Linked DNA regions of Mus musculus: all the other regions are linked to region 3. A link is a loop called in an ENCODE intact Hi-C map of the cell type or tissue named here. Cell type or tissue: left cerebral cortex. All regions are shown on one strand.

What was found. Hi-C counts contacts between places; a loop is a spot of excess contacts. Peaks named below come from ENCODE experiments on the same cell type or tissue, not always from the same donor. Only the 100,000 strongest peaks of a DNase experiment are listed, where the experiment ranks them.
Region 1: it touches region 3 in a loop (8-fold over the local background); 18 of 42 quality-filtered maps call a loop at or near these places.
Region 2: it touches region 3 in a loop (6-fold over the local background); 2 of 42 quality-filtered maps call a loop at or near these places.

The regions. Positions count from the first base shown.
Region 1 is chr2:102,103,008-102,111,007 of GRCm38, reverse strand. The region is part of intron 2 of Ldlrad3 (low density lipoprotein receptor class A domain containing 3); the gene reads left to right. Among named protein-coding and RNA genes, the nearest start is that of Ldlrad3, 79 kb to the left of the region's middle. In left cerebral cortex, a CTCF peak has its summit at 3,499 (motif pointing right); DNase peaks (open chromatin) are centred at 2,052, 3,365, 3,486, 6,840 and 2 more places; H3K27ac peaks cover 2,113 bases.
Region 2 is chr2:102,575,670-102,583,669 of GRCm38, reverse strand. Pamr1 (peptidase domain containing associated with muscle regeneration 1) reads right to left here. Exons shown (of 11, transcript NM_173749.4): 2 at 2,761-2,937. Among named protein-coding and RNA genes, the nearest start is that of Pamr1, 30 kb to the right of the region's middle. In left cerebral cortex, no CTCF peak of the experiment used is centred here; DNase peaks (open chromatin) are centred at 3,834 and 4,185; H3K27ac peaks cover 532 bases.
Region 3 is chr2:101,901,283-101,909,282 of GRCm38, reverse strand. It overlaps Commd9 (COMM domain containing 9), which reads right to left. Exons shown (of 6, transcript NM_029635.3): 6 at 7,644-8,000. Among named protein-coding and RNA genes, the nearest start is that of Commd9, 19 kb to the right of the region's middle. In left cerebral cortex, a CTCF peak has its summit at 3,331 (motif pointing left); DNase peaks (open chromatin) are centred at 1,036, 1,367, 2,832, 3,323 and 1 more place; H3K4me3 peaks cover 225 bases.

The DNA of each region.
Region 1 (8,000 bases), 200 kb before region 3:
TACTGGGTGAGATCTGAACTGCAGTCCTCACGTTTGCGAGAGCTTTAGCCACTGACGCGTCTTCCCAGCCCATGCCTTGCCTTCTCTATTTAACATGAGCTGTGTTTCTGTGTATTGTTAGTCATTGTATGGTGAAAATATATGCACTGCAATTTCGCCATACTCTATTGCATGTCCTTTACTTAAAAATAGACTTACCTTTATTCTTTTTAATTACATGTAAATGTATCTATCTGCTTGTGGATATAGTCCACTTGACTACTGGTACCCTCAGAGGCCATAAGAGGGCATCAGATACCCTGGCACTGGAGTTAGATAATTGTGAGCCATCTGACATGGATGCTGGGAGCTAAACTTGGTCCTCTGAAAGAGAAGCAGATGCTCTTAACCACTGAGCCATCTCTCCCACCCTGTTCCGCCTTTTGGCTTCTGTTCATCACTGTGTTTAGCATCACATAGAAACATCCTCCGCAGGTGACAGGATGTGTGGTGGGGTCAGCCTGGGCCAGCAGCACAGGGCTGAGGGCAGAGGTGAAGAGTTCACTTTCTCTGAGAGCAGCCACCTTCATGGAAGGAGTTTCTTTGAAACAACTGTCTGCCTCAGGGAAGGGCAGGGAGGTGGCCACTGTGACCTCTGGGAGGTCATGGCATCCAGCACTCTGAGGCACTTTGGCATGGAGAAGATAATGTTTTAGAAAAGAGCTTGCAAATCCTTGCTCTTTTGAAAGGGCACAGGGAGCCTGGAGATGGGTCCCGCGGTGGGATGTGGTCTTGTGAGCAGCTGCTTTGTATCTGCAGTAGAGAGGAAAGACTTTTAGAAAATAAGGAAAAAAAATCTATCATAAAGGGTTTTTAAAATATCACATATTGCAAAAATTGAGTGGAGGAGGACAAAGGAATGTCATCGGAGCCTGTCCCTGTGACATGCACTCAGCATCTTGGAAGCTTTTCACTCAGGTTTTTCCCATTTGCAATCACCATGGAAAGTCCAGTTTTTCATTCCCAGTTTTTCCATTGCGATTTCCCCGTGATGTCCTCTTAGTGATTTTTCTATAATTCACTATCATGTAATATCTTAGTTTATGTGCATTGGTGTTTTGCCTGCCTGCATGTCTGTATGAGGATACTGGCTCCCCTGGAACTGGAGGTATGGACATGTGGGTGCTGGGAACTGAACCCTGGTCCTCCAGAAGAGCAGCTAGTGCTCTCAATCAAGGAGCCACCTCTCCAGCCCTTCTCTACCATTTTAATTCCTAGATAATAATCCACTAATTTGGTATGATATTACTGATTATGCTACTAGTCCTTTCTCTTGTTTTTTATTTTTTAACTTTTGCTGCTTGGGATTGAACCCAGGACTTCACGTGTCCCAGGCCAGTATCTGCCCTGAGCTTCATCTTTATCTCTCCCTGCTAACGTTGTTCAGCTTTCTGCTACTGAAGAGTCTTTGGCATTGACAGCTTGACAGTGGGGATGGCACCCCCACCACCCATTTCCCAGGACTGGGTTCTCAGAAACAAGACTGTGCTGTAGGGCGGGAGCTCTTCCTGCCCGTGTCCACAGACTGCCCACTTGTTTTGCTATAGGCCTGCACTGGTTTGCTTTCACTGGCCAGGAGTGAAGTCTGGGACCTATTTTAGTCTTGGCAGCGTTGAGTAATATCTTTAAAATAAACTCTCTTTTCCTGGTTATTTTAATAGTTGAGAGCAGTTCATGTATTTTACATTTTTAATTTTTTTAGTTAACAAGGTAGAATGCTTATATTTTTAGCTATTAGTTTTATTTCTTTGTGAGATATTTGTTGATGAATTGAAATTAACTCTCACCTGGGCCTTGCGGGTATTAGCTGTTGTGCAGAGTGCCTCTGGAGGACCTCCGCTCAGAGCTGGGGCTCGGAGGCTTTATTTTGGTGTGCTAGTTCTTGGCTAGTGAATTGCCCTGAGTGATAAGTTTATTCAAATTGCTTTTCATGTCTTCCCTCTGTTTCTGTGGTAATAAAATGATGAGACATATGTGTCAGGAAACGCGATGCCTCCGTGAGAGCGCTCACTTTCAGGAGCCACAGTGAGTATGTGCTTGAGTGTCCTGGGCACCGTACTGAGCCAGGCACCTTATGTCCTAGAGCAACGCATTGGGTTGCCACGGGAGCTTTACTAGGAAGGAGCTGTCGTCACAGAGGCCCAGCAAGCACACAGAGCTTGCATGTTGGCTCTAGAAGACCCCATAGCCTTCCTCTATCAGAGACTCCCAAGAGTATTTTTTGTTCACCTGTGTAGGTGACCCTTCGCTGATCTTGTGGATCTGTATTACCCGTGGATCTATGTTACCTGTATTGTGCTTGTTGTAGTTAACAGAAATTCCTGCAACTAATGCAAAAGAGAGTAGTTGGCTTATAAAGAAAGAGAGTTATTTTGGAGTTTTTAACCTCAGAACCCAGTTGGCTCTGTTGCCTGTGGAAGATGGTGTGTCGTGGTGGGAGAGTGAACAGTGAAGTGAAACCTCATGACTAGGAAGCAGAAAAGAGAATGAGGAGGAAGGTCCCGGGTCTCATCATCCTCTTCAGGCCACCCCCAATGGCCTAAAGGCTTCCTAGTAGACTTTTTCTTTATAGTGCTATTATTTTTAATTATGAGTGTTTGTTCTCTCATGTGCATGCACATACATGTTTGCATGTAGCCAGGTGCCTATGGAGGCCAGAGGGATGGAGATGTGAACTGCCCAACATGGGTGCTGCCAATCAAACTCAGGTCCTCTGGAAGAGTAGCAAGTGCTCTTAACTGTCCTGTCAGATCACTAACTCTGGACCCCACCTCCTCAGGCTCCGTCACCTCCTTCCTACTCCTGTCAGTAAAACTTTAACACTTGGGCCTCTGAGGGACATTCAGAATACAAACTATAGGAAAAAATTCAACACATCAATAATGTTTTTCTCCAATAATGATTTTTAAGGTGGCCTTTAGTCCTATGGGCCTCTGAAACCTCTTCCTAGAAGCAAAGTCCCATTCCCAGTGCTAAAGCAGAGACACAGATGTCTAGAGCCGAGTGCCTTGAGACCTTCCTGTTCTGCCATGGGCTTTTACTGTTATCTCTGTGTCTCGACAAACTGTTGGGGGTTCCTCCTCACAAGTGGGATTAGTTCTCCTTGGGAGAATTTCATCGTGTCTTTGGTCACGTGTGGCACTTTTATCATCTCTGACTTTTGCCTGGGTGCGTGCATGTCTGGTGGAGTGTGGAGGAGAAACTAAAGGATGTTAAAAGAAAACATTTTAATGAATCTCCCAAACCAGAGACGTGGGAAAGTAGGTGCAGACTTGGAATCCGAATTCCATCTGCCTCCACTGTGCCCCGCTCTTGCTTACTCATTGCTCAGGCATGATGGTGGAAGAACTGGATAGAGTTTCAGGGGCAAGTGTGGAACTCTGGTCCCCTAGAAGTATAAAGGGGTCCTCCTCTTTTTTTTTTTTTTTTTTGTCACCGTCCTAGGCTTCTTCTGCCTCTAGATGGCACCACATGTAACATTTTCTTTTAAACCAACTAAGTTGGCATGGACTCAGAGCAAGCAGAGGGGGAAGTGGAGTTTGAGTTTGCTAGCCTGAACGGGACACTGGCTGTTTCAATAAGCTGCCTTCTAATGGCTTAGCATGTACAAAGACTGGGGAATCCAGGCTTGTCATGGGCTGCATGCAGCGTGCTTCGGGATGGTGGCCATTGCGGTGTTGTGGCCAGTGAAGGCCGGAACCTCTCAGTGAGTTGTGGGAGGCAGCTACAGCTGAATGGATTTTTCCCTTTCAGCTGGATCCAAACAGAATTGCCGAACCACCAATATTTTGAATCAGGTAATGCTACCTGCTGCAGTCTGAGGTTGAAATCCTTCCGCACGGTGCCTCTGGATTCGACCTTGCTTGGTGTGGAGTTTAGCAGAATGGATTAGTTACTCTGCTTGCTTTGTGACCAAATACCTGACAGCGTAGAAGGGAGGAAGGGGGTCATTGCTCCCTGTTTCAGAGGAGCCATCCTGACGGAGAGGGCATGGTGGAGAAGTGCGCTTCATATCCTGGTCACCAAGAAGCAGAAGGAGACAGTACAGGGAAGAGCCAAGGCAAGATGTCACCCCTAGGACTCATCCCCAGTGACTTCCTCAAGCTAAGCCTCACCTCCTGCCTTTCACTGTGGGATACATCGATTGATTAGGTCTGAGAACTCAGGATCTGATGTTCTCTGAACCGTGCCCCACCCCCAAAGATGTACCTGAGGTGTGCTTTACTGAGCTTGCAGGCATTTCTTACCCCACTGGAGTTGACAGTCACAATTAAGCACCGCAAAGACATAATTGAATTAAAATGAGGTCACAGAGTGGGCCTTAAATGATCACAGCTGAAGTCCTTCCAAGAGAGAAAATTTGGACTCAGATACCAAGAGACAGAAGGTGATGTAAAGCCACAGGGAGAAGAAAGCCGGCTGTCCTCGTGTCTCATATACGTTGATTTTGGACATCTGTCCTCCAGAAGTTCGGGAAAATCAGCTTCTGCTGCTGAAGCCGTTCAGGTTGTGGAAGCTGGCTACAGTCACCCCGTACACTAGCACAGCCATGGACTCATCACCGTTGTGTTTTAAGTTGTCACCTAGAGATGCATGCGTGTCCAACACTTGTGAAGTGTGATGACTTTCACAGGCATCGGCTTCTGCTTTCTCGGTGGTTTGAACATAAGAGCATGTTCAGATCTTAATTCCCAGTAACCAAGGACATGCCCTAACTTGGAAATTGGGTCACTGCAGATGTGAATAGTTAACATGAGGTCATATTATAGTAGGGAGAGCCCTTATTGCAGTCTGCGTGGTGTTCTAAGAAGATAATGTAAAGACATGAGGGAGGGATACTGTCTGACAAGGACCGAGGTGGGAGTGACACAGCCTTCAGCCAGGGATGCCAAGGGTTCACCGTGCTCCCTAGAAGACAAGGTGGGGTGAGGAAGGGAATCCGCCTGGAGTCGATGGGGGAATTGTGGCCCTGATGACCACTTGATCCTGCTGTACAACCTCCAGGGCTTTTCGTTTACACCGTCCACTCTATTGGTGAAGCTTCATAATGGCTGCCCTGGGAGAGGACTCTTCTTTCTTCCCAGGGGATCACTGGGAAGACACGAGTGCTCCCCTGGGCTAACCTGGAAGCAGTGGACACGGGCCTTTTTTTTTTTTTTTTTTAAACTGGCTTGCCATACTTGCTCCATCTCTTGGGGACAGTCCTACTCTCAGTTTCTGCTTGAATATCTGCTGTGTCACATGTGAAGTGTCCCTATTCCTGCAGGTCTTAACTCTGGCTAGCCCTAGTGAAGTACTGAATTCCACAGGCTTCTGAAGGAGTTGGACTTCTGACAACAGAAGTGGCCCTCAGAGTGGCCCAGAGACTGATTGTGGTTTCATGCTGACCCATGTGTATACTCTTGTGTGTTCTTTCTTTCCTACTTGTGTTATTTTGCTGTGTGTTTTTAAATACCTCTGGTAACTCAGTCACGTCCAGACCCTTGGGTTCTTCCATCCCAAAGGTGAAATCATATATCCTATAGTTCAGAACAGGGCTTTAGGGCCAGACCATGCTGGGTTCTCACAGTCCCCGACGCCCTCAGTGCTACTATACTTTTCTCAGCACATACTTCCTTGGCTATAAGATAAGGGACTGTCTCCGCACCTTCACCAGAGGGCATGTTCAAATCATTCATTGCATGATGTAATCAGAAAGAAGCTGATCTTATCCAATAGGTATTGTGCCTCGGGCAACAGTATACTATCCACCTCTGAACAAGCAGAAAATTGCGTGAGGTCTCTATCTGCCCAGCATGGTATGGTCGGCTGCAGCCTCCACATGCCCGGTCCCTCACCTTCCTACACTCCAGTAAGCGAGGCTCTGCCACAGAAACTGTTTTATTTCCTGGCTCAATATCTTTTTGTTTGAGGGAGTCTTTAGCCAGCCAATGTCAAAATGTCCTTCAGCTTATCTCTCTAGAGAGCCAGCTGGATACCCAAGCTGGTGCCAGAGGGAAAAAGAACAAATCTTTGCAGACCTGAGTTGAGTGTGGCTCTTGGTGGAGCCTCCTCTGCATTCTTCCCAGAGTCTCAGCCTCAGTGAACCTGCAGTGAACCTGGAGTTGGTCCCCAACTGCCAGAGTGGCTGTGGTTGGCTTGTCCTCAGAGCTGAGCATACCTATGTGGATTTGTCTGGTTGTGTTCCGTTTTGTGACCTGTAGCCTTCTCCAGTACCTGTGCATAGAGACCTTTCACTTCATACACTGGCCTGAAACCATTTTAAAACTTGATGCAGACGCTCCTCTCCCTCTTCCCCCACGCTTGCATTTTATACCTGTACAGCCGCCATGAGAAAAGATTCTTGGTTCTGATGTTAGAATCCCTCATTCCTAGGTAGGACCTGCCAGTCACCTATATAGGAACAAATCCAGGTTGTCAGACTTCCCATAAATCTTCTCTCTTGCAGCCTTTGCTTAAGAGACCCCGGTAGTTCTGCTTTTGTTTTTCCCAAAAGATGCCAGAAGTTTTGCATGAGGAAAAAAAAAAAGACAAAGTGCTCCCCAGCTCGCTGGGCTTATCAGTTTCTTAGAACTTCTAGAACACTGTATCACACCCCGGATGACACAAAGTGGCTCTTCCACAGTTTTGGAGACTAGAAGTGCAAAGTCTAAGTGTGAGGTGTGCCCTCTCTGGAGGATAGAATAAGTATAAATATATTTAAATTGGTTATACTACTCTTTCTTCTGTCATGTGGTATCTCGACTCCTCCACTTCTGTGATGAGGACACACTCAGCGTGCTGGTTGGTGAGAACGCAGCCTGGCAGAGCTGTGCTTTTCTCCGCCGTGGGTGTGGGTAGGCAGCGTGCTGGAGATGAAACACCCCGTCGCCAGCTTTCTGCCTTCCAGCCCCGCCTACGGCTGCGATGTCCCTGCTAGTTCAGGGCCTTTAAGTCCAGTGTGTTTGCCTTGCGCAGAACACTAAGAATATGGGTTAGCTGCTAATCTTTATAAATTGTAAGCTCACACATGAAAATTGGGCTTATTAGATTTTCTTTTTTAAAAAAGGGGGGAAGGGGAGAGCAAAAGAGAGATTCAACATTAGAATCTGAACTTGCCAAAAACAAAACAAAACAAGAAAAAACTACACTTCTCATTTGCCCTGCCTTTCAACTTCTTGTTCATCTGAAGGCAGTCAAGATGGCTATAGCTGTAAATGGATTGTTGTCCTGTCCATACGATCTGATAGAGTCAGGAAACATGAGGTCCTAGAATGACCACCACAGTGTTTTGGTCTTCGTTGCACATAAAGCAGTGGCGTGCTCTGCCATCAGCACCATCCTAGATTGACGGTATTAGATGTTTCAACCAAGGCAGTTGAACATTTCCCCACAGATAAATGCACTATGTGTGCATGCCTTCCTTAGGGTGTTGGGCAGGCAGGATGAGAGTCATCATGTACAGTGGGAGGGACCTGCTGTATAGCCACATTGTCTGTGTCATATCCTATCTCCATCCAGTGGAACTGTGGTATCTGGGCAAGACACTGCCTTGGTGGCCTTTCGATTCTGTGGGCATTGGGGAAAACAAAATGGAGCCCAAACTTTGTTTCACATTCTTCCCTCAGCAGCTGGCATACCCAGAACACTAATTGAACTGTTACTGGCAGAAGGGTCACTTCCTGGCATAGACTCCTCACCTGCCCTTGGCATTTTGGAGCTTCTGCTTCCTTGTCTGTGAAATTGGAATGGGACAGATGTGAAGACATAGGAAGAATGTGTGAGCACCATGTACCCTTCTGGTACTTAACAAGGGTTACATTTTGTGTTCTGTAAGAAGAATTTTAATACAATTTCCCACATGCTTTTTTTAGGCATCAAAGGCAGGTTGGATTATTATTCATATTCTAAGTTAAGGAGGGTAAACGACTTGATCCGAAGTCATCATGGATGTTCAGAGAAACAGTACATGGGGTAAGAAT
Region 2 (8,000 bases), 670 kb before region 3:
GATTATACACATCCAGCAGCCTGTATTCTAAAGTCAAGGGTAACCATAAAGAATCATAACTGCATGCAACAGGATTGTTGGTGGTACATACAATGCTATTGTTATTTTGCACATCTATAGCATGCTATATGATGAGAGAGATAAGAAATTAATTAATATTAATGGGAAATGTTTTTTCAGCATCAGAGAAAAAAATCAAAGAAGTAAATACCCTTGTGCTGCTATGTATGGACTTGAGTGTTTTCATGCAATTTTTTTCTTTAAAAGAAGAGTAGAAAATAGATAATAAAGGGATGAAAGATAAATAGGTGATAGATAGACTAATAGAGAGATAGACACATGGTAGATAGACCACACCTTTAATCCTAGCACTCAAGAGTCTGAGTTAGAAAGATTTTAAGTTCAAAAACAGTCTGAACTACAGAGGGATCCTGTCTCAAAAGCATCAGGGTCTGGGCTTGCAGCACAAAGGTAACATGCACCCTGGTCTCGATTCCCATCACTGTGTATGCATGTGGGTGTGGCGGGCATGCACGTGCACTTGCATGCACAAATATCATACAAAGAAAGAAATTAAAAATGATTACCTATTAACAACGACAATCCAAAAGCCAGGAATACCCCCAGGACCCAGACTGTGCTCTTAGAACAAGAGTTTCTTGGAGAGATGGATGATTACTGATCTGGGGCTTGAAACATCTATGAAATCTGAATGACTCGTGCATGGTAGAGACCCAAGAAGCCTTTTAAAGCTAACGTGATCATCCCAGTAGTCGTGTCTGCAGGATACGGACTAAAGGACATGAAGGAACTCTCAGTGCCCTCAAATGTGCTCATGTAGATGCTAAACAAGTTTATAACTAAAACTGATAAACTACAAAGATAAACAAACTGCAGGTTCCCAGTGATAAATGCCGAGACTTCTCTGGTCCCCAATGGCAGCTGCTTGTGTGTCATCAGCTCACTGCTCTGAGAAGGAGTTTCAAAGCAGCCCTTTTCCCTGCCCTTGCTTGCCTTTTTAGGGTAGCAGAATGGTTAGTGTGGGAGAGCCCTTCACTCACCAGAGCCAATTATCACTACCAGCACCCCTGAAGGAAGGATTACAGATCCTGCGTGCTGCCTGTGGATTTTCTTGCCTATCATGTGACTGACCTTATAATAGCTGAGGCTACCCTGTGTTTACACAACAGTAAACACATAGTAGTTAAAATCCTCAAAGCAGTTAAAATCAGGCAGATTGTAGCTAGTGACCCTTCATAGAGGAATCTTGGGGCATTGTTCAGTCATTTCTCTGTAAGCTGCTCTTGCTTGACAGGAAGCTGGGTGCTAAGTGTCTCTCCTGAAATCAAATGTGCAGTTGGACTGAAGTCAGTCCTGGTTTCATTTTCAATGCTATTCTCCGTTTTTAAAAGAAGGGAGCATACAAATGAGAGAAATTCCACCAGCACAGTTTTGATCTTTCATTCATCAGCCTTCAGAAATCTCACCTGATGTCTCTGTGTTTCCCATCTGATGTGCCCTAGAGGGCAAGATGAGCCTCCTGGGAGGAGTCAGAACTCAAGGCAGTGATAGTTCCAGGGTTTTCATACTGGAAAACACTCAGCACCAGCCACAATGGAAGCATGCTGAGAAGCTCAACATCCACCATTCTTGATCTCCACTCTCCCCTCCCTTTACTCTTCTCCTCTGTCCAATCCCAAATTATGGCACTGCATTCATTACAGTCCTCATTCATTCCCCCACCCCCATCTTGCTCCCCAACCTGGCCTCCTCCAGTCCTTTTCCCAACTGTAGCTAAAGAGAAATTACTTGTAACCATTTACCAAAAGATCTCCTAAAGCCTGAATCTCGTAACAGGACGCTGGAAAAAGCTCTTCCTGACTCCCGTTCCTTCCTTCAGATTGCTCTCCCATACTATCTCTTGTCTGCCTCCCTTTCTTCACATCTCACAGCACGAACTTGCTTTTCCTCCCAGGATGAGCTCCTCAAAACCTCATGTGTCCTCTTGAATAGGCCCTTTGCACATTCTGTCAACAACTGAGCCCCTCAAGTCCCCTAGAGCTCTTGAGTCCGCTGCTTCCGTGTTCAGTAGACACATCACATCGCCTTGCTTAGTAAGTCTTCATTGATCTCTCCTCTGCCTCGCCCCATTCTCATCCTGATGCCTCCCTATCCCAGCACTTACATAGCATCAGTCACAGCTACCTGTTTCCTCCCCCACCCCAGCAGGCTGTAAGCTCTGGCAGTGTTAGCAATGTGTTTTTAAATAAAATGCCTGGAGAGATGGCTCAACGTCTAGGAATATATACAGTGCTTGCTAAGTCCAGTTCTAACACACATGTCAGGCAGCTTATAACTGGCTCTGAGGATGGATACGATACCCTCCTCTCATGAACACATATGTGCACACACTGATACATGCATACACACAGACACAAATATTTAAAAATCTTTAAAAAAAAAAAAACAACCCAAACACCACATTGTCCTCCCTGTGACTGCCTAAGAGCTACTCAGTCTGCTTGCTAAGTGAATGGATGAGTGGACGAATTCTCAGATTTATAACTTGATCATTAAAAAGAATACTAACTCCTCTGATTCCTTTGCCTGCAATCAGACTTGGCTGAGTTGTGTCAGTCTTAATAACTATGACACGACAGCCCTGGATAGCTGCCTGCTAGAGTCCAGACACTCAGTCTGTACTTATTCATTACCTCAGATAATGTGAAAGCAACTTATGGTGTCCCACCGCACACTCACCTGGGTGAATTAGACAGGAGTCACATTCATTATCCTCATTCCTGCAGCATGGGATGGTGTAACCCACCACTTCCTTCTTTCCTGGGCAGAGGCATTCAATCTGATCATATTCACAACATTCTCTACACATGATGTTCCACTCAGCTCCGGGACAGGCTTCATTAATGACCGTGTACTCTGCAATGGAAAGCAAGCAGGTGAGGCTAGGACCTGAAAGGCATTGGGAAGACCAATAAACACTCCACCATTAAGAAGCAACCTTGCCCTACAAGAGTGTCATCTTTTCTGAATGAGAGGCACTGGTGTGACCTCTTCTCAGGCCAGTACCTCCAAAGTTAGGTGACTACCCCAAGGATATTCAATGCAGATAAGATGTATTCTGCTTGTCATCTTATTTTTGATCTTTAAAGACTCATGCTTCAGATGCTGTGGCTCACTTGGGAGAGTACTCGCCTAGCTAATATGCACAAAGCTATGGTTCTGATCCTCAGTCCCACGTGAACTGGGAGTGGTGGTGCATGTTTGTAATCTCCAGTGTTTGGCATGTGGAAGCAAGAGGGTCATGAGTTCTGGTCTATCCTTGGTCTATATAGCAAGCTCTAGGCCAGCCTGAACTACAGGAAAGCTTTTCACATGCATATATACATACATACATACATACATACATACATACATACATACAGTTTTAAAAATGCTTCACCAAATACACGTAGACAAGAAGTAGAATACCTTCATAATCAATTCACCAATATAAATTCTTTACATTCTATATTTGTTTGTTTTAGCCGTACTGGGGATTGAAACCAAAGCACTCATCAATAACTACTGCCTCTCATTTCTACTTTTCTTGAGATATGGCTGGTCACTCTTCCTAGCTGCATGCATTGGTCACTGCATCTCACCAAGAAAGACTCAACTGCAGGGCTCCATAGGGGCCTCTGTAGGGCTCCAACAATGGGGCCCATCAGAAAAGCCCAGGAACCACTCTCTAGGTGGAGCCATTCAAATGCAAGGCATGTGGCCAAGTAGAGACAATGTCATTGCTTCCAAACTTGGCTCTTCGGTGTTGTGCCATGCCACAGTCATAGTATCTTCAAAGATAAAACCAACAGAGAAGTCAAAAGTACCTTCATTAGTATGTTTAAGAGAATGTCAAGGGTGAGCTCATTAGCCCAACTTAGTACAACCAAGAATTCTTTCCCAAGAGAAAAGGTATTTGTGGGTAGAATTTTTTCTTCTCTTTCTTTTTTTTTTCCATTTCCTTTTTATAAATGCAAAAACATACCTTAAGTAAAAAAAAGAAAGCCATCTGGTGAAATCTATAAGAGGAATCAGCTGGAGGCTGCACAGAGAAACTAGAGCTAAAAAACAACACTGCCAGCCGTATTTGGTCTTCTTGTTTTTCTTTTTTTCCCCCACTTTCTATTTCTAAAATTGTTGCATAAGAACATGAAAGCAGAAGTGGGTCAGGTATTTGTGGAAGAAGTGTATCTGTCTGGGCAAGGTCCCATGAAGCCTTCCCTAGAAACTCTCTGCAGAGATCCCAGTATGCACCATGCTTAGCATCTGCGAAGGCTTCAAGACCTTTGAATTTCGTAGTTCAGCTCTCTGTTTCCCTCCCTCACATTTGTAAATTCCAACACGAAGTTGGTCACTATTAATTTACCAAATAGATCCATGAAAAAAAAATCACATCTGCTCTCAGGCTCAGGTTAAAAGAAGATTCTAGAACCATGCAAAAGAACTTTTTCAATATTATGGGATACTTCATTAAATCAGATTTAGCGTTATGAAAGTTTAGTTAAGAAACACTAGCTTTCTTTCATAATTTTGTACAAATACCAATGGACCCTCAATTATTTTTTGCCTTGGTATTAGATTGGCATGAGGTTTTGTTTTTGGTATGCTCTGTACTCAACTGTGTCTCTGTGCTGATTGCCCAACTTCTGAAATCTAGGTGTGAAAGAAAGAAGATGACACACAGGGGCAAAGCACATGATTCTGAATTCAGTAATAAATTATTATTATCATTGTCATTGATATTATTATTATTATATTTATTATTTGATAATTTCATACAATATTTATTTTTTGGTTTTTTGAGACAGGGTTTCTCTGTATATCCCTGGCTGTCCTGGAACTCACTCTGTAGACCAGGCTGACCTCGAACTCAGAAATCCGCCTGTCTCTGCCTCCCAAGTGCTGGGATTAAAGGCATGCGCCACCACTGCCCGGCCATACAATATATTTTTATCATATTATTTCCTGTACCCCAACTCCTCCACCTCTCTACCCTCCCAGTTTCATATTCTTTCTCTGTCTTTAAGAAAAAAACAACTAAAAATCATGGCATCCAATCTGTCTTGGCCAATTACTCCTGAGCACAGGGCCTTTCCTGGAGTGTGGTTGATTTTCCCAGTGTCATTCCATTGGAGAGAAATGGTTTTCACTTTCCCAGCAGTTATCAGCTGTGTAGGTTCTTAGCTAGGGGTGAGACTTTGTACCCACTTCCCTTTCATCCTGTGGGATTTTGTCTGGCTTAACCTTATGCAGGTGTTAAGCATGATATAACAGAATCTGTGAGCTCATATGTTGTGTCTGGAAATGGTAATCTTCTTAAATGCACTCACCATCTTTGGCACTTACAACCTTTTGTGCCCTCTCTTGTTCAAGGAACAGAGGGACATGATAAAGGCACACCATTCAGGTCTGAGCACTCCAAAGTCTCATTCTCCATACACTATCCAATTGTGGGTCTCTGTTAATTTACCATCTACTGCAAGAAGCAACTTCTCTGATGAGGGCTGAACAATGCACTGATCTATGAGGATAGCAATATATCCTTGAGTCTTTTGGGTATAAATATTATTTAATATAATTTTTATCTACAGAATATAACTTTGCTTTAGAACAAGAAAATTTACAAAAGACTGATAATGCTTTTCTTTTGTAAAGAACTGTTTTAAGCAAGATACTATATATAGTCACTTGCATTTAGGATAATATGATAGTAAATAGTGAATATTAATGCTTTATCTGTGCCTTAGTCATTTATCAACAATAAAACTTTCAAGCTATGATTGGCCACATGACAGGATATAAGTGATTAGGAGGAAACAATCAAAAAATAGGAAGACCTCACAGCTCCTCAAAGATTTATAAAACAAACTCTTTGCAACATCCTTACATCATCACAAGTTCTTCCACCTTCTAAGCTAAATATACTCACTGAGTATGAATCTATTTTTCCAACATCTCTTTTGAGGCTATAGCAGTGTGACAGTTTGTTGACTAATTTGATTCTCTGTACAACAAATGCATTTGTATTCTTAATACAATAAATTATATCTTCCATAAAATTGGTTGATTACAGGTAAACACAAGGCAAAGGCTTAAAAAAATAAATAGTTTACAGAGATGAATAATAGCTTCTCTGTCTCAGTAATTTAACCCAAGTAACATTAAGAAAAAAATCTTTTTCAGACCATAAAATTTTTAAATTTACAAAAATGGCATTGAAATAGCAATGTAAATTATTCCAATGATTTTGTGACATTAGTCACATGAAATAGATGCATACTTTTGAGAATTCCCATCTAATTTATAGATCTTCCTTCATAACATAGACATTAAGTCATAAATTTTACTCCAAGCCACAGAATGAGAAATGCACTCACAGCAAGTTTTAGTTAATTAACATCACTCTTAGACTTGCTGAGGCCTAGCCTCTTTCGCTTAGGAACTTGAAAAATGGCCACCATTTTGTCAATATACAAAGATGAAAATTGCCCAGATATAAAAATATTTTTCTAGTTGAAATGCATACAAAGTGCTAAGAGGAAAGTTCGTGGTACTGAAGTGCCTACATTAAAAAAAATGGAGAGATCTCACACTAACACAGTATTAATAGCACACTGGAACGCTCTAGAACAAAAAGAAGCAAACTAAAATCAACAAAACAGAAACAAAGAGAACGGTATAAAGAATCTATGAAATAAAGAGAATAAAGAGTTGGTTCTTTGGAGAAAGCAACAAGCTAGACAAAACTTTATCCAAAGTAACTGAAAGGTGGAAAGAGAATATCCAAAAATAACAAACTCAGAAATAAAGAATAGTACATGACAGACACTGATGAAATCCAGAGACTCCAAAGGACAGACTTGAAAATCTTGTACTCTGCTAAATTAGAAAATCTAAAAGAAATGGGTAATTTTCTTAACAGCTACCAAGTAAAATCAAGATTAGATACACAAATGAAGTAGACATATAACTCCTAAGGAAATGGAAGCAGTCAATAAAAATCTCCCAGTCAAAAAAAAGTCCAGGGACAGATAGTTTTTGTGCAGAATTCGACCAGAATTTCAAAGACAAGTTAACACTAATACTCTTCAAATTATTCCACACAATAGAAACAGAAGGAACATTGTCAAATTCATCTTATAAGGCCACAGTTATACTGATATTTGAATCACACAAAGACCCAACAAAGAAAGAGAATTACAGACAAATTTTTCTTATGAACATAGATGCAAAAATACTCAATAAACTACTTGCAAACTTAACACAAGAACACATCACAAAGATCATTCACCATGGTCAAGTAGGCTTCATTCCAGAGATGCGGAAGTGGTTCAATATATGAAAAGCTGTCAATGTAATACACCATATGAATAAACTGAAAAAAACCCACATGATCATCTTATTAGATACTGAAAAAGCCTTTAACAAAATCCATTACCTCTTCATGATTAAAGTCTTGGAGATATCAGAAATACAAGGTACATGCCTAAACACCCTAAAGAAAATATACAGCAAATCTATTGCCAACATCAAATTAAATGGAGAGAAACTTAAAGCAATTCCATGAAAATCATGGACAATGAAGGGCTGTCCACTCTCTCCATATCTCTTTAATATAGTACTTGAAGTTTTGCAAAGAACAATAAGACAACTAAAGGAAATCAAGGGGATATAAATTGAAAAGGAAAAAGTCAAAAGCATTGCTATTCACACAAGTGATACATAAGTATACATAAGTGATCCCAAAAATTCTACCAGGGAACTCCTACAGTTGATAAACATCTTTAGCAAAGTGGCTAGATACAAGATTAACTAATAAATAAAGAAATAAATAGCCCTCCTATAAACAAACACCAAACAGGGTGAGAAAGAAATCAGGAAAACAACAATTTTCACAATACCCACAAATAATATAAAATTTCTTGGGGTAACTCTAACCA
Region 3 (8,000 bases):
GTGGCAGGGAAGGAGGTGGCAGGAAGCTGTTCTGCACTTACTAGGAAAAAAGCGGAGGCTGTAGTTTACTAAGATAAAGAAGCCTGGCTTGTGGGTGGCAGTGTGGGCAGGGGCCAGGGACACAGTCCCACCTAAGATGCTACCCTAGCAATTCGGTCTTGTACTCAGACAATGCTAGGATTCTTGCCTTAGCCCCGGAAAAGAATCTCAGGATGAGCCGACGTGAGGTGGAGCTGGATTTTACTAGGAAGCTGTTTCACAGGGGTTTATATATAGGGGTGATTAAAAAGAGGAACGCGCGTGCGGGGGTGGACAGACTCAAGTGTGAGTGTGAGCCTCTCAAGGGAGAGTCACACACAAATGTCTTATCACTTAGATCGTTTGGGTAGCTCTCAGTTACACCACAAAGGGCTGCTGAGAATGCCTCTCCCCCGTTGATTGGGCCGTGGTAGTGCACGCCTTTAATCCAGCACTCAGGAGGCAGAGGAAGGTGGATCTCTATGTTCGAGGCCAGCCTGGTCTACAGAGTGAGTTCCAGGACAACCAGGGCTACACAGAGAAACCCTGTCTCGAGAAAACAACAACAACAACAACAACAACAACAACAAAGAAGAACCCTCCCCCACGCTGTTTCTTCCTATTTAATCCATGAGATTATAGGGCTGCTCTAGAGGTCCCTTGGAAAGAACCGTAGTCTGTTTAGAAACCATGGGTCACAAGGGCTGCACAGAGGGGCCTGATATGCCTTTTATGGTAAGTGGAGATTCTTGTGATATTCCTAAAAAAAAACCCTGCAAGTTCTCCTATAGGAAAGGAATAGGGCCATCCAAGGTCAGTAGATCTTAAGTATGATTTATCGATGTTTTAACATTCTCATTTGAGATGCCTTCATATAAAAGGAATATTGTCTCTACATAGACAATCTTTAATTATCCTGGAGTTCTTAACCGTCAGCTGCTGTGAAACTCCAACAGGACTCCTGGCTGAGCCTCTGTTCCCTTCCTCTTCTGCTCACAAGTCTGTCCTGCTTCAGGCTGACTGGAAAGGCTGAATTTGGGGAGAAAAAGCAGGCAGCCCCATTAGAGGCCGGTCCAGGATTCCAGGTGAGAAAAGGATTCCTGGGATGGTGACAGGGAAACAGATGCCCTCCTAAGCAATGACAAGGGCACTGGGGGCCGGGGTTAGAGTTCAGCAGTAGACCACCTGTCAAACATGCAAGGCCCTGGGTTCAATCCCCAGCTTGAGAAAAAGAAAACAGACAGTTTGAAACTGCTTTTTAACCTCTCCCAAATGTTCTAGATTCCCATCTGTGAGGTGCTAAGCAGCCAGACAGAAGGAGGAGTTCTTTTGGGAGGACACCGAAGTGAGGCAGCCATATGGAGGGTGGAGGGGAGGCGAGTGATGGAGAAAACGGGGTCGAAAGAGACCAGGCTGAGCCTCAGCAATGCTGGGTCCTCCGCAGCTCGCTGACACAGTGAGGAAGGTCCGGGTGCCATCTGTGCTAGGGAAATGGTATCCTGGGAAACAGATGGCTGGACAAGCACACCCTCTGACTGACCAGAGCCCTACAGTCAGGTTGACCTTCCTGGGAGGTTTAGGATGGAGTGTTCTAAGAGGCTGTGGGCACAACAGTTGTAGTCCTTGTCATCACGACGTCCCCCTGTTGCTAGATCAAGAATGCTCTGGTTTCTTGCTTTTGGCTGCACTGTTCTAATGCCCCTCCCCCACCCCATTCTGCTTCTCAGGTTAGAAAAGGCCAGGAGCTAGTGAACACTGGGGATAGTTGCTTAGTCAACCTTTGGCACATTCAGGACATTCATTCATTCATTCATTCTCAGTCATTCATGCTCGCATGCATTCCAGTGAGTACTGACTGAGCATCTATAACTGCAGACACTGTCTTAGCTGCTAGGGACAAAATAATTAGCAAAACCTAGACTCTGTGCTTAAGGAAAGGCACATCAAGAGGACAGGTCACCACACCCTCAGAGGAAGCTGAGGCAGGAGAATCATGAATTTGAAGCTGGCCTGAACTATATAGCAAGACACTTTCTGACACAGTAAGAGAACAAGAGAAAAAAAATACATAATATGAGAAGTAGGGGGGACTCCATTCTTGGTAGCCAGACCCGTCCATGCCTGTTACCAACAACTTCTATTCCCTCCATCCTCAGAACTCTACCCTGTTAATTCAGATTTAAGTCAATTTCTTCAATTTTGTTCCAAAAGCTTAAAATGTAGGTGGAAAGCTGGTTATGAAGGACATTGAGTATCAATTCTGAGTTTAGCCTTCATTCTGGGGCATTAAGGAGCCATTAAGAATTTGGGGCAGGGGAATGCCATTAGACTCTAGTCAGACAGTGGGAGCAGCAGGAAGAAGGAGGAGGAGGGGGAGGAGGGGGAGGAGGGGGAGGAGGAGGAGGAGGAGGAGAAGGAGGAGAAGGAGGAGGAGGAGAAGGAGGAGAAGGAGGAGGAGGAGGAGAAGGAGGAGGAGGAGGAGAAGGAGGAGGAGGAGGAGAAGGAGGAGGAGGAGGAGGAGGACGGGGAGGAGGAAGGAGGAAGGAGGAGGAGGAGGAGGAGGAGGAGGAGGAGGAGGAGAAAACAGAAATAGGAGAAAGCTGTTGAGCCCGAAGCAAGGAAGTCCAGAAAGTTACCTGGGCTCCTCACCAGCCATGGGGGTGGGGGTCAGAACACAGCAAACCCCCTTCACACCAGAACTGGGGCATTCTGCACAGGGCCTTACCTAGAAGAGGCAGCACGCAGAGCAGACATGTACCCGCCATGGATGGGCACCCTCCCCGACTCAGATACCTTCATACATAATTAACCTCCTCCAAGCAGTGCTGTCAGGAAGAGTTAAGCTTAATCTCTTTCTTATACAGATGAAGAAATCGAGATTTAGTTCAAGCAGCCCTAGACCTGCATCCTGCCTCCACTATCCACCCATGGTACAGAAAGTTCTCTGCTGGCTGAATCCTGGACCTGTGGTTGCCGCGCACAAACCTTGTTTGGCGAAGCTGTGTCTGGCCGGTCCAAAGGTACAGATTCTTGGATTTACTAGCCTGTGGCAGATGCATCGGGGCATTAGGGGAAAAGTCCTGAAAGGGGTCCCTGGGAGTCTGTCCCTGCTACCACTTCTCCTTCTTCCAACCTTTGCTGCCCTGAGGAGATAACGAGATAACAGGCCTGGATCTGAGGGCCTCTTTTACAGGTAGCCTCTCCCTAGCCCGGGCTCTGGGAGAGGTCTGCTGCCACCTCACCTTTCCCGGTCTTTGTTTTCATTACTAAGACAGATGAGATCGAGAGAACAAGTGCGCCATCTGCTGGGCTTATCATGCAAGTTCCAGCTGCAGCTAGCCGAGCAGCAGGCGGCGATTGCCTTCCTGTTTGGATTTTAGGCCTTATAGTTAGTTTTTTTGAGTCACCTCAGAAGATAGTAAGACCTCGTGACCAGTGACATCTTTTATGAAATGAATCCCAGAGACAGGCTATCACTTTATAGCTGGAAACTCGGTACCGACAGGAACTGCCCATCATCCGGGTACTCAGGCTGTGGGACGAGGCTGGAGAAAGGCAGGCATTCGGCAGGACCACAGAAACAATGGGGAAGATCAGGCAGAGGGAGAAAGCCCACTCGGGCCTTTCCCAAGCATTCAGGGCCTGCAAACTCTCTCTGTGGAGATTAGGGTCCTCTGGCACCATCCCTGTACTACTGCCGTTAGCAATTTTTTTTCTTTTCTCAAAACTGCTTTAAAAAGAGGTGGGGGGAATTAAACCATAGAAATGTGAGCACCAAAGAAGATCGGATTGTATAAAGGTCATCAGTATGCAGTTAAGAATGTTCAGGAGCCAGGCGTGGTGACGCACGCATTTAATCCCAGCCCTCCGGAGGCAGAGGCGGGCGGATTTCTGAGTTCCGGGCCAGCCTGGTCTACAGAGTGAGTTCCAGGACAGCCAGAGAAACCCTGTCTCGAAAAACAAAACAAAACAAAACAAACAAACAAACAAACAAAAAACCAAAAACCAAAAAACAAACCAACCAAACAAAAAGAATGTTCAGGAATTATCAGGATTGGAAGTCGGTGGATACAGGCTGAAAACAGGTTAATGGCTTGAAAACCTTCAAAGTTCTAGACGGCCAATAGCTTCTAGATTAGAGCATAAGGGGTTGGAGAGGTCACTCAGTGGTTAAGAGCACAGGCTGCTCTTCCAGAGGACCTGGGTTTAATTCCCAGCAACCACATGGCAGCTCACAACTGTCTGTAACTCCAGTTCCAAAGAATCTGACACCCTCACACAGACATGCATGAAGACAAAGCACCAATGTACATAAAACTAAGTCCATCATTTTAAAACACACACACACACACACACACACAGAGCTATCCTCCTGGTAGTTAAAGAGAGTTCCAGGACAGCCAAGATTATACAGAGAAACCCTGTCTTGAAAATCCAAAACAAACAAACAAACAAAATTAAACAGAAACAAAAGAAACGAATGTAAAAGGAATGATAACTAATAAGAGTTCCTTGCTTGTGGTAACATTCTCACCACACTGGACTCACATCTTGGAAGTTTGTGAACAGCAGGCCAGAGAGCTTGACTAGCAGTGCCTGGGCAGGGGGCCTGTGTGTGTGCAGAGACCTCACTGAGTGGCTCACTCGGGTGTCCATTTGTCTTCACACTGAAAATCATCAGAAACGGAAGGCAAAGGACAACGATCAGGATCCACAGAGGCAGCCGGCAGGGCTGATCTAGGAGGGTTGGAAGTCACCACACTCAAGGCAAACTTAGGTCACCTGTGGGAAATCACAAACTTTCTTCCGCTACTGAATCGGCAGCGTTGGGGAGATGGCTCAGATAGTAAAGGACCTGGTTTTAGATCCCCAGAATTCAAGTAAAGAAGCTGGGGTGGTGGCACATGCTTGTGATCCCAGAGCTGGGAAGAGAGAAGAAGATGCCTGAAACTCACTGGCCCATCTGCCTTGCATGTTCAAGGATGATCCAAGACCGCGTCTCGGAAAACGAGCTGGATAGTTCCTGAGGAAGCTCCAGCCTCCACATGCACATACACACTCCAACACAGCCTCATCCAGCGGCATGGGCAGACACAGGAAGAGGCACGGGGTTGGCTCAATGCCCTGATCTCCTTTTTCAACCTCTGGGGTCTGGGTGGTTTGAAGCAGCTCGTGAGCTCTGGGTGCCTCACTGTCAAAGCCCAGGGGCTCTGTTGATCCTGGCAGGGAAAGGCAGCCTGGCTTTCTGGAGTGAGGCACATCTACAGGCTCAGAGACAGATACATTGATCAGGACTAAGCTGCTCGCCTCTGTGCTGTGCAAGTGGAATGTGGTGGCCAGCCAGGAGCACTGTCACCCCAGAGATTGATTGTCACCCTTTGATGGACAGAGTCTACATCCCAAATATTCCCACACCCTGGGGAAGGGACCAGAAAATCACCAAGCAAGAACCTCCTTAGAGATCAGTGGGGGAGAGGTTCTTCGGAAATCGTATTGACCCAACCCGAAATATAGTACCAGAAAACAAGTCTATTCTTGCAAACAAAGCAAACAACAGCAACACAATCAAGTCCCTTATACAAGCAGATTATGCAAGGGCACCAGACGTATGCAGACTTTTCCAGGTTAAGTTCAGTGTGACCTCACACCAGTGTCATTGCATTCAAATACAATATCCAATCTCCCAGACACCCATAAAGCTCCTTGTATTGAGTTCTTTGTGAATGGCAATGGGTGGTAGGAACCTGAGAAACAGGAATGTAGGGTCTCAGCAGGTTAAAGGAGTGGGAAGGAAAAAGGGATGAATTCTAGTCAAAGCTGAATCCTACTTGAGAACAGCAAGGGGCTGTCAACACAAAGTAGTGGGCTGGGGTTGAGGTCCATGACCTGCTGGGGAATGAAAATTATGAAATAGTCTGTCTCTACAGACAGGATCAATAGTCTCTCTCTCTCTAGATGTGACCCCAAAGAATTCAGGCCTACAATTTTAAGAACAGCCTACTGCTCCTTATTTTGTATCCCTATACACACAGCTTAGTGTAGCTCTTAGGCCTCATTAGAGAAGTTCCTCTGGGCAGTAGACAGGGGTTAGCACAGAATTCATGAGTGGTCAAAGTGCAGCGTGGAATCTGTGGAATTCTCAGCCATAAACAGGACGTCTGTATTACAGCCCCACCGTCGGGGCTCAGGGACCACTGCAGAGTGGACAAGAAGACTGTAGAGCCAAAGGTCAGAGAGGACCAGGCGCAGTCTCTCTGGACAGGACAGGACCCTGCGGAGGAACTCATCACAGCTATAGTTGTCCGGGCAAGATGAACCCAGTCACCAATCCAGAAGAGAGGGAGGTGGGATCATAATCCCCCACTCCTAGAGATATTGACAATTAAAAGCTTCTGGGAGAGGAAGAGTCCATTTTAAGGGCGTGGCCCCTGTTAAGTCAACCATCTACCAAGAAATGGCCCTACACCCATAAATGTATAGAGAGCACACATTTGATATAATGGGTTATCTTTAAAAAACAGAAGACCAAAAGAAAGGACAAAAAGTTGGGAGGGGATGGAGAGGTGGGGGTGGGAAAGAGGTGAAGGGGGTATAAATATGACCAAGATGGACTGTATGAAATTGTCAAAGAATTAATAAAAATATTTCTTTATGAGATCGGGTCGCTCAACATGAGAAGGAAGCTTAGTCTTGACTTCCCGGTATCTTGCTGGGAAGCCAGAGGTTAGATTTCTTATCTTTCCTGCAGATTCAGAACCAAGCCAGTTAAAGATCTTCATCTCTTGCAGTCCTGTATCTCAGAGAGCAAGCTAGAGAAACCTGGCCCTCCATCCTAATGAGGCCATTTACCAGCAGGTGAGCGAACCTCTGTGAGCTGGCTGTCTCATCCATAAAGGCAGGAAAACAGCATCCATCCCCACACCGACCCCATTGGGCAGACAATGCAACGGATGCCCAGAGCTTCCTACTGCTGTTCCTATTAATAGGCAAAGCTAATGCTATTGAGCCTATTAGTTGTCCCAGTGCTAAGTGCTTTCAGGTGTGTTAGACTATTTAATCTTCACAGTCTTATAAGGAAGATGCAATTATGTGTCTACTTAATTAAAAAAGGAAGGGAAGGAGGGATGGGCAGGAATTGATCCTTAGAGGTCAAGCACCTCGTCCATCAAGAAGCAGGGCCATCTTCTGAGACCGGCTGCCTAACTGCCAGACCTCTATTCTTCACCAATGGTGCTGCTTCCCCGCAGCATGCACACGCGAGAGCACACACACACACACACACACACACACACACACACACACACACACACCAGGCTGCACTGTGCTACTGTGGGGATCATTGTTCTGTGGAGATATGGAAGGAGAGAAAGACATGGGGTCCTATGGCGTGAGGCACCCGAGAGAGATGTTCTGTGTGGCTAGACTCTCAGGAGTGCTTCACTGACTGTTAACGCTGGTTATCTGTGTCACATGACAGACAACAGCAGAGAGTTGTGAGGTCCATGAACCTTGTATCACCTCATACCATGCAGTTGTGAGCTTCACTTGGAATTAAGATGTTGGAGGTAGACAGGGCTGAAGACATAAACTCAAGCGAAAAGAACCACGACCAGCATCATGACTGTCAGAACCATCACCGTTATTTATTTCCAACCCTTTCTACTTTCTAGCCCGGGAATAGTGGCAAATGGTGTGTTCCAGTTTTCCGAACTGGAGCTGTGGCCCAGCAGGGCTGCAAGCTCAGAGAAGGGTCTGAGGGGACCGTGCTGCTATCTGTCTGCTGGCTTCTCTCTGCCGGGGAGCAGGCACTGCTGGCCTCACCCCTAATCCCCTCCATGTATTCCAGGGCTGGAAGTGAGCTCACCCGAGCTAATGCTGGAGGTAACCTCACTAGGTGAGTGCCACGGTGCCGGCCTGAGCTCTCCACAGCAGCACGCACAGGCGGCTGATAAAGAACACATTCCCTCGGGCTGCCACGGCTG